Regions from separate parts of the Homo sapiens genome. Here region 2 is linked to region 1. The links are chromatin contacts, found by Hi-C or POLR2A ChIA-PET in ENCODE. All regions are on one chromosome and are shown on one strand. The core of a region is the stretch at or near the end of the contact, and the rest is flanking DNA. Distances in the headings are between cores, read along the strand shown.

Region 1 (3,379 bases), core at 615-3,114:
TACACTGTTATAAAATTCCACAGTGATCCCAGAATGGAAGGGGCTTAAAAAATAATATAAAACAAAAATTAAACTCCACAGTGAAGTAGGTCTATGTTTAATCATTCAGAAAAAGAAAATTATGTAACATATTATATATAATGATGATGATAACATATGCTGTTCTGGACTCCTACTGAGAGCTGTGGTTCAAAGGGAAATCGTGAAAATAAAGTAAAAATTGCCGAAAATGTTTAATTCTGCCCAAAACAGTTTCCAAAAAAGAAGCCAAATATAATATTTTATTTTAAGTTCAAACAGGGTTCAAACAGCTCAGAAATTTTGTATACTTAAGTTTTCAGAAGTCGAATCCCAGAACCGCTATCAACATAAACTGAATAACTTGCTCAAGAGTCCTTACTTATTACCCAATCTTAGGTCCCCCAGAATACTTCTTAAAATAATCCCAAATGTACTACAATAGATTAGCGTAACCGGGGCTACGCTGTTTACAGGTGTCTCCACCTCCTCCCCCAAGGAGAGAAGAGGTATACTAGGGTAAACAGAAAATAGAAGGAGACTATATACACACCAAATAACAGCTTGTAATCTTCTAAGACTTCTTTTACATTCGGGCTATTCTTTTCATTAACGTATAATACATTTTAAAGAATAACATATTCACAGAGTAATACAATTTCTGCCCTCACGGGTCTCTAGCTGGCTGACACGCGTTTTCTCCTCAAATAAATACATGCCTGTTGACTGATGCCTGTCCTGCTGTTGCAAACAAGAAATAACTGTCCTATAAGACAAAAACCTCTCTCTACGGTTCTAGGCGTAACCATACGTTTGAATTAAAAGCACATTGGAACAACAACAACAATCTTCCAGCACATCTGTCATTTAAAAGCACGATAATGAAAAGCTGTCGCTGCGACCCAATTTTAGGTCACAAGCTTTTTACTGTTTTTCCTGCCCCCCACCTCCAGAAAACAATAAACTTCAAAGGGAATGGTGGTAACCAGGAACAGTTCCCTTCCCCCACCACACACCCCCCCAAAAAGACTAGAAAAAAAACTGGTCAACTTGGACGCTGGCCGCGCTCACGCAGAACCCGTGCCCGCGGGCCGGGGAAGGCTGAACAGACCCTGGGAGGAAAAGTGGGCCTGCAGGCACCCCGGGCTCCCCCCGCCGCCTGTCTCAGATACCGAGCAGGTGGGATTCCGGGAAGCCACCTCCGACTTACGTAACGGGCTTGTCAAAATCCCAGATCCAGGACCTCCCCCTCCCCGCCCCCACTCCCAAATAACAACAGCCCCAGGCCAGCCTGGAATAGAAAATCTGGAATGAAAACACAGGAGCCCCCCACGCGTCCGACGCAGAGGCGCGGGTGCTACTCTCAGCACCGCCGCGCCATCCCGGGGCGGACCGAGCCGCGGAGCACCTCCCGGATCTCAGGAGCTCTCGGGCGGAGATCTCGGCCATCCGTGCCTCCTCCCCGAACCCACCCGCCCCGCTCCCGCGCCCCCGGCTGTCACCTCTCCGGGCCGTGACAGCTCCACCTGCCACCGCTGCCCGGGTCGCCGCCCCCGCACTCACCACCCAGCTGGCTCCCGTGCGAGCAGCGGATCGAGCTCGGAGAGCGGCGCCGGAATCCCGCACGCGCGGTAGCGGAACACGAGGGGCTGAATGCCGCGGCGCTCTGAGCCCGCTTAGCTCATCCCCAGCCCGGCGCTCCGCCCTTCGCGGCACCCCCGCCCGCCCGCCCAGGCCTGCCGTCTCAGTCAGACGGGACTCCCCCTCCCCTCGCGGCCGCCACTGCCTCCGCCTCTTTCTCCGACTCTAGCCTCCGCGGCCACCGCGACCGGCGCCATCTTGGCAATGACGGAAGGGGCGGGGGCGGGAATCACGCCCGCGAGCACCAATCGAAGGCCGGATCTGGCCCGAGTGGGAGGAGAGGGCCGAGTTGAGGGTCGTGGGGTCCTAGCGCCAAACTGATAATGGGGCGGTGAAGGTGGGCGGGACTAAGTCGCCTTAGTCCGTGACGTGCGGTGTAGTTGGGGAAACGCACCGTGGTTCCCCGTCGGGTCAGGAGATCCCGAGCCCCAGGCTGGCGTGGGCGAAGCGTACAATCCCTTCACCTTTCGTCACCCAGAGGCACAAGAATCCAGTTCGCGCCAACTGACCTGTTTCTTCCTTCCTCCCCGGCACTCTGGGAGTCCTGAGATTGCCTTGCTCGGTTCGTCTCAGACTTGCTAGATCTGAGCAGCTGCTGCTCCTCCACCAAGGGTGCTCACATTCTCCAGGAAACTCCCTTAAGGGTTAGCAACCGCCGAGTAGGTTTCGGTCCCAAGATAGAAAGGTAAAGCGGGGAATTCAGGGGGTTTCTCCGAAAAGTACGTTGATGAAACAGCTATTGTTGACTGACGGGGTGTCGATTACTTTGGATTAATTGGATACGGCCTACTTAAACCTGACTGTGGCTCTCCACCATTGATGGCTGTTGACAGATGAGGTTAATAAAGCTTGATTACCCCCATGGGGTTGCTCGGGAGTTAAATTCTATAGTACCTGTGAAGTACTTAGTATAGTGCTTGAAAGTACTCAATAAATGTTAGACATTATTCCATGGACAAATGAAAGAAGAAACAGGACCCCCAAAATCCCTCTGCTTTAAAGTCAACTTTTCCTAAATTGCATAGCCTTTTACTAACCAAGTTTACAACTTTATTTCCTACCTCCAGTTCTTTCATTGTATTCATTCATTCAGTCAACAAACATCCATACAGAGGGTGCACAGTGGTGAGGGAAACAGAAAACCTTTGCCTTCAGGAAACTGCAGTTTAGTGGGAGAAGAGGGACAATAAAAAAGTACTTAAGCACATTTTAAGGGGAAACATGCTATAAAGGTTAGAAAAATAACTGAGGCCAGGCGCCTTTGCTCATGCCTGTAATCCCAACGCTTAGGGAGGCCGAGGCAAGAGGGTCAGCTTGAGCTCAGAAGTTCAAGACTAGCCTGGCAAAATGGCGAGAACCCTGTCTCCACCAAAAATACAAAAAATTAGCCGGGCGTGGTGGCGTGCGCCTGTGGTCCCAGCTACTTGAGAGGCTGAGGTGGGAGGATCGCTTGAGCCCCAGAGCCGGAGGCTGCAGTGAGCCGAGATTGTGCCACTGCACTCCAGCCTGGGTGACAGAGCAAGATTTTGCTTTAAAACAAAACAAAACAATCGAGTTGCATACTTTAAATATATGTAGTCCTCTGTATGTCAGTTAAAGCTGTAAAAAAAGACTTGTTTTTGACACAGAGTCTTGCTATGTTGCCCAGGCTGGAGTGCAGTGGCCTGATCACGGCTTACTACAGCCTCCCTCCCAGGCTCAATTGATCCTCCCACCTCAG
Region 2 (3,379 bases), core at 529-3,028, 1.8 Mb after region 1:
CTCTGCAAATATTGGAACAGAAATATGAGTTTGCCATTAGTGTAAGAAAAGCTTCAGAATATGTATGCAAATTTGGCAAATTGAGTTGGTTTTCCCCACGGTACTTCGAATAAAAGAGACATTTTAACAAATCACAGGTTCATAGAAAATCTCTAGTTTCGTGGTCTATTTTCTAAAATAATAGGAAATGAACTTTTAATAAAAGTACATGAGGACTTTTGATGAACGGTTTATTTTTCACAGAAGTGAAGTGCAGGTGAAAAGGGGAAATTCCTAGAATATCTGAAGGATCTGACTAAATGAATTTCTACCTAAGCTATTGATTTACAGTAACTTAAAATGTGATAATTTATCTCCTACAATGGCCTTTCAAATTAAATATAAAAGTAACTCAGAGTAAAGTATGCAGAAAAAATTTTGGTATTGTAACTGAAAATGACCAACATTAATTTTTTTCTCTCACATTAATCAAGCACCTTACTGTTAGAAGGGAAACTGACAAGCCTCCTCAACCGAGTTTATACAAAATTCAACCCCAGAAAGTAAAGCCAATTCGTGCACCTTCATAAGAAAGAAATAAAGGACGAACCTACACATTACAATTTGTAAAGAAACTTCTGTAGAGGCACCATCGTTCTACAACCTTATGCACTTTAAAATCTGAGGTAACAAGGCATTTGAAGATAACCAAGGTTGGCCGGGCGCGGTGGCTCACACCTGTAATCCCCCCAGCACTTTGGGAGGCTGAGGTGGGCGGATCACGAGGTCAGGAGTTTGAGACCAGCCTGGCCAACATAGTGAAACCCAGTCTCTACTGAAAATACAAAAATGAGCGGGCACGGATGGCGCACGCCTGTAGTCCCAGTTACTCGGCAGGGGTTGGGGGCTGGTGGGGGTGGTAGTGCTGAGGCAGGAGAATCGCTTGAATCCGGGAGGCTGAGGTTGTGGTGAGTAGAGGTCGCGCCGTTGCACTCCAGCCTGGGCGACGGAGCGAGACTCCGTCTCAAAAAAAAAAAAAAAAAAGATAACCAAGGTTTATTGCTACTTCCGTGATATCACCATATCACCAACTGCGTAAGCAGTGCTATTTAGTTGAAAATACATGGACTAGACCGAATATTTCTGCAACAGTTTAATAAGAGACGATGATGCGACTACTGCAGCTGTCCCCAGGCAATTAAACTCTTCGGCGAATTTCTTTACTATTGCTTTTGAACAGGGAACTGTTTGCTATTTTAGGGCACTCGTGCGGTAAAGAACTTCACTGAAAAATGCAAATATGTTTTGCTAATGTGGGAGAAAGATGATGATCCTCTGAACCTGTGACTTGGAAGGGGGGATAAAAAAGAACTATTTCTTGAATTCTTGCCTTGCTCTTGCTGATTCGATGCACACAACCCCACGAACATTCAGATTCATGGCTTGACAAAGTGGGGATAACCGGGAGCTGCAGCCCCGTCTTTGAAGCTTTTGTAAAGACAAACGGTCTGCAATGTTAAGCCTTAAATTGGCTTTTGGCGGACTCCAGCCTTTTACCCTTCGTTTGGTAGATGTTTTCACCTCGCTGTCATTAAGCAGGGTCAGGAAATGGAAGGGCCGTGACCGGGTCGCCGCGGGCGCTCTGTGGGCGATGAGGGTCTCCTGAGCGAGCAAGACCAGTCTCTCCCCGACTCGCCACGCGCCACGCGCCGCGCGCCGCGCGCCGGTTCCTCGGCTTCCCACGCCGGGGGCGCATCCTCCCGGGAGCTGCTGCCCTTTTCCAACATGGCGCCGCGGGAGGCGGGTCCCGCTCGTCGGCTCCCGGGGTTCCGGCGCCGCGCGTTTTGGTTCCGGAGTAACAGTGTCGCCGCCGCCTTCCTCCTCCTCCTCTCGCCGCTACCGCCGTCGCCGCCGCCGCAGCCGCCGCCAGTCCGCGCGGCCTCGGGTGGCCGGAGCTCAGCCTGCGCGCGCCGCGCCCTGTGTCTCCGGGTGGGGCAGAAGACTCGCCCCTTGAACCTCCCGCGGGGACTCTCCGTGGTGTGGCGGCCCTGGGGCTCTTTCTTAATAGCCCCGGACTGAGTCCCCTCCAGTCGAGGACCCTCTCCTAGTCCACTGACGAGCGGTGGACACCTGCCGCTGTATCTCCCCCAAACCGAGTCCTTGCCCTGCTGCCTCCTCATACCCACACGGCGGCAGAGACCTTCACCATAGCGTTCGCTCAACTCCAGAACCTTCCGACCTCCGCTAGTTCCTGCGGGCCTTTGCCCGCTTCCCGGTGCACCCTCCCCGGGAGACACCTCAGACCCCCGACAGCCTGGGCAGGCTCGGTGCCTGCGGGTGCGTTCCTGATCACCCCTCCCCTCTTCCCTCCCCCTCATCCTCCATTCCCTTGTTTTCACCCTCTGTCCTCTGCCCGTCACTCCCCTTGTCACCTCTTGGAGCCCCCTCCTAACCAGCGGCCAGTGGGTTTCCCATACCCCAGGATGTGAGCCTCTTTAACCTGTAATGCTGTGGCTAGCCCTTGGCCCCTTTCCTGCCATGGAGAACCAGGTGCTGGTAATTCGCATCAAGATCCCAAATAGTGGCGCGGTGGACTGGACAGTGCACTCCGGGCCGCAGTTACTCTTCAGGGATGTGCTGGTGAGTGGTAATCTCAGTGTCCGGATGCCAGCAAGGGGGACTCAGGGACTTGAGTAGTCAGCACCTTGACCACTGGTGACCTGAGCCAGTGGCAATGGCTACTGCTGGCTTCCTGTGGAGGCAGTTTTATTGCTTCAGGCACAGCATTGATAAATTGCAACCACTAAAACCTGGCAAATGTCTAGGACCCTGGGGAGATAGATCAATCTGACTGAACCCCTGCCCTCAGAGAGCTCATGGCCCGGGCTGGGACACACATATAGACACAACCACGCAAATGCAAACTGCTGAATCTAGAAGAGAGGTTTTTTCCCCCCAAGTGTTTCGGGGAATGTCCTTGGACAGATTCCAGCCTTGTTTTTCTACTGAGTTCTCTGAACTTGGTGACCAGCTGAGAAAGGGAAAAAGGACAACTTTAACTTACCATGTTTGAGCACACTGTTTCATTAATTTATTTTGAGACAGGGCCTCACTCTGTCGCTCAGGCTGCAGTGCTGTGGCACGATCTCGGCTCACTGCAGCCTCTGCCTCCTGGGCTCAAGCGATTCTCCTACCTCAGCCTCCCAAGTAGCTGGCACATGCCATCACACCTGGATAATTTTTGTATCTTGTAGAGACGAGGTATTGCCATGTTGCCCAGGCTGGTCTTGAACTCCTGCGATTTGCTTGCCTCGGCCTTCCCAAAGTGCTGAGATTACAGGTGTGAGTTACTGTGCCCAGCCTGAGCAAACTTAAAGCATCATTGAATGTAAGACATTTT

What was found. Hi-C counts contacts between places; a loop is a spot of excess contacts on that map. ChIA-PET counts read pairs that join two places held with the same protein, here RNA polymerase II (POLR2A). Pooled maps may share reads with other maps.
Region 2: a map with no recorded cell type shows a loop between it and region 1 (4-fold over the local background). The contact joins the promoter of MAP2K5-DT here to the promoter of DENND4A in region 1. A Hi-C loop is called at or near these places in 1 of 37 single-sample maps with no recorded cell type and 4 of 50 pooled maps. POLR2A ChIA-PET finds 5 or more read pairs at or near these places in 1 of 52 experiments (activated T-cell).

What each region holds. Positions count from the first base shown.
Region 1 is chr15:65,790,429-65,793,807 of GRCh38, forward strand. DENND4A (DENN domain containing 4A) reads right to left here and starts at 1,865. Exons shown (of 33, transcript NM_001320835.1): 1 at 1,582-1,865. It overlaps LOC105370866 (a long non-coding RNA gene), which reads left to right and starts at 2,045. Exons shown (of 3, transcript XR_932372.2): 1 at 2,045-2,344. RefSeq lists a silencer at 1,422-1,751 and enhancers at 1,753-2,718, 1,942-2,561.
Region 2 is chr15:67,540,852-67,544,230 of GRCh38, forward strand. MAP2K5-DT (MAP2K5 divergent transcript) reads right to left here and starts at 1,779. Exons shown (of 1, transcript NR_186334.1): 1 at 217-1,779. It overlaps MAP2K5 (mitogen-activated protein kinase kinase 5), which reads left to right and starts at 1,852. Exons shown (of 22, transcript NM_145160.3): 1 at 1,852-2,619. The coding sequence starts at 2,485. RefSeq lists enhancers at 792-1,292, 945-994 and a silencer at 1,868-1,987.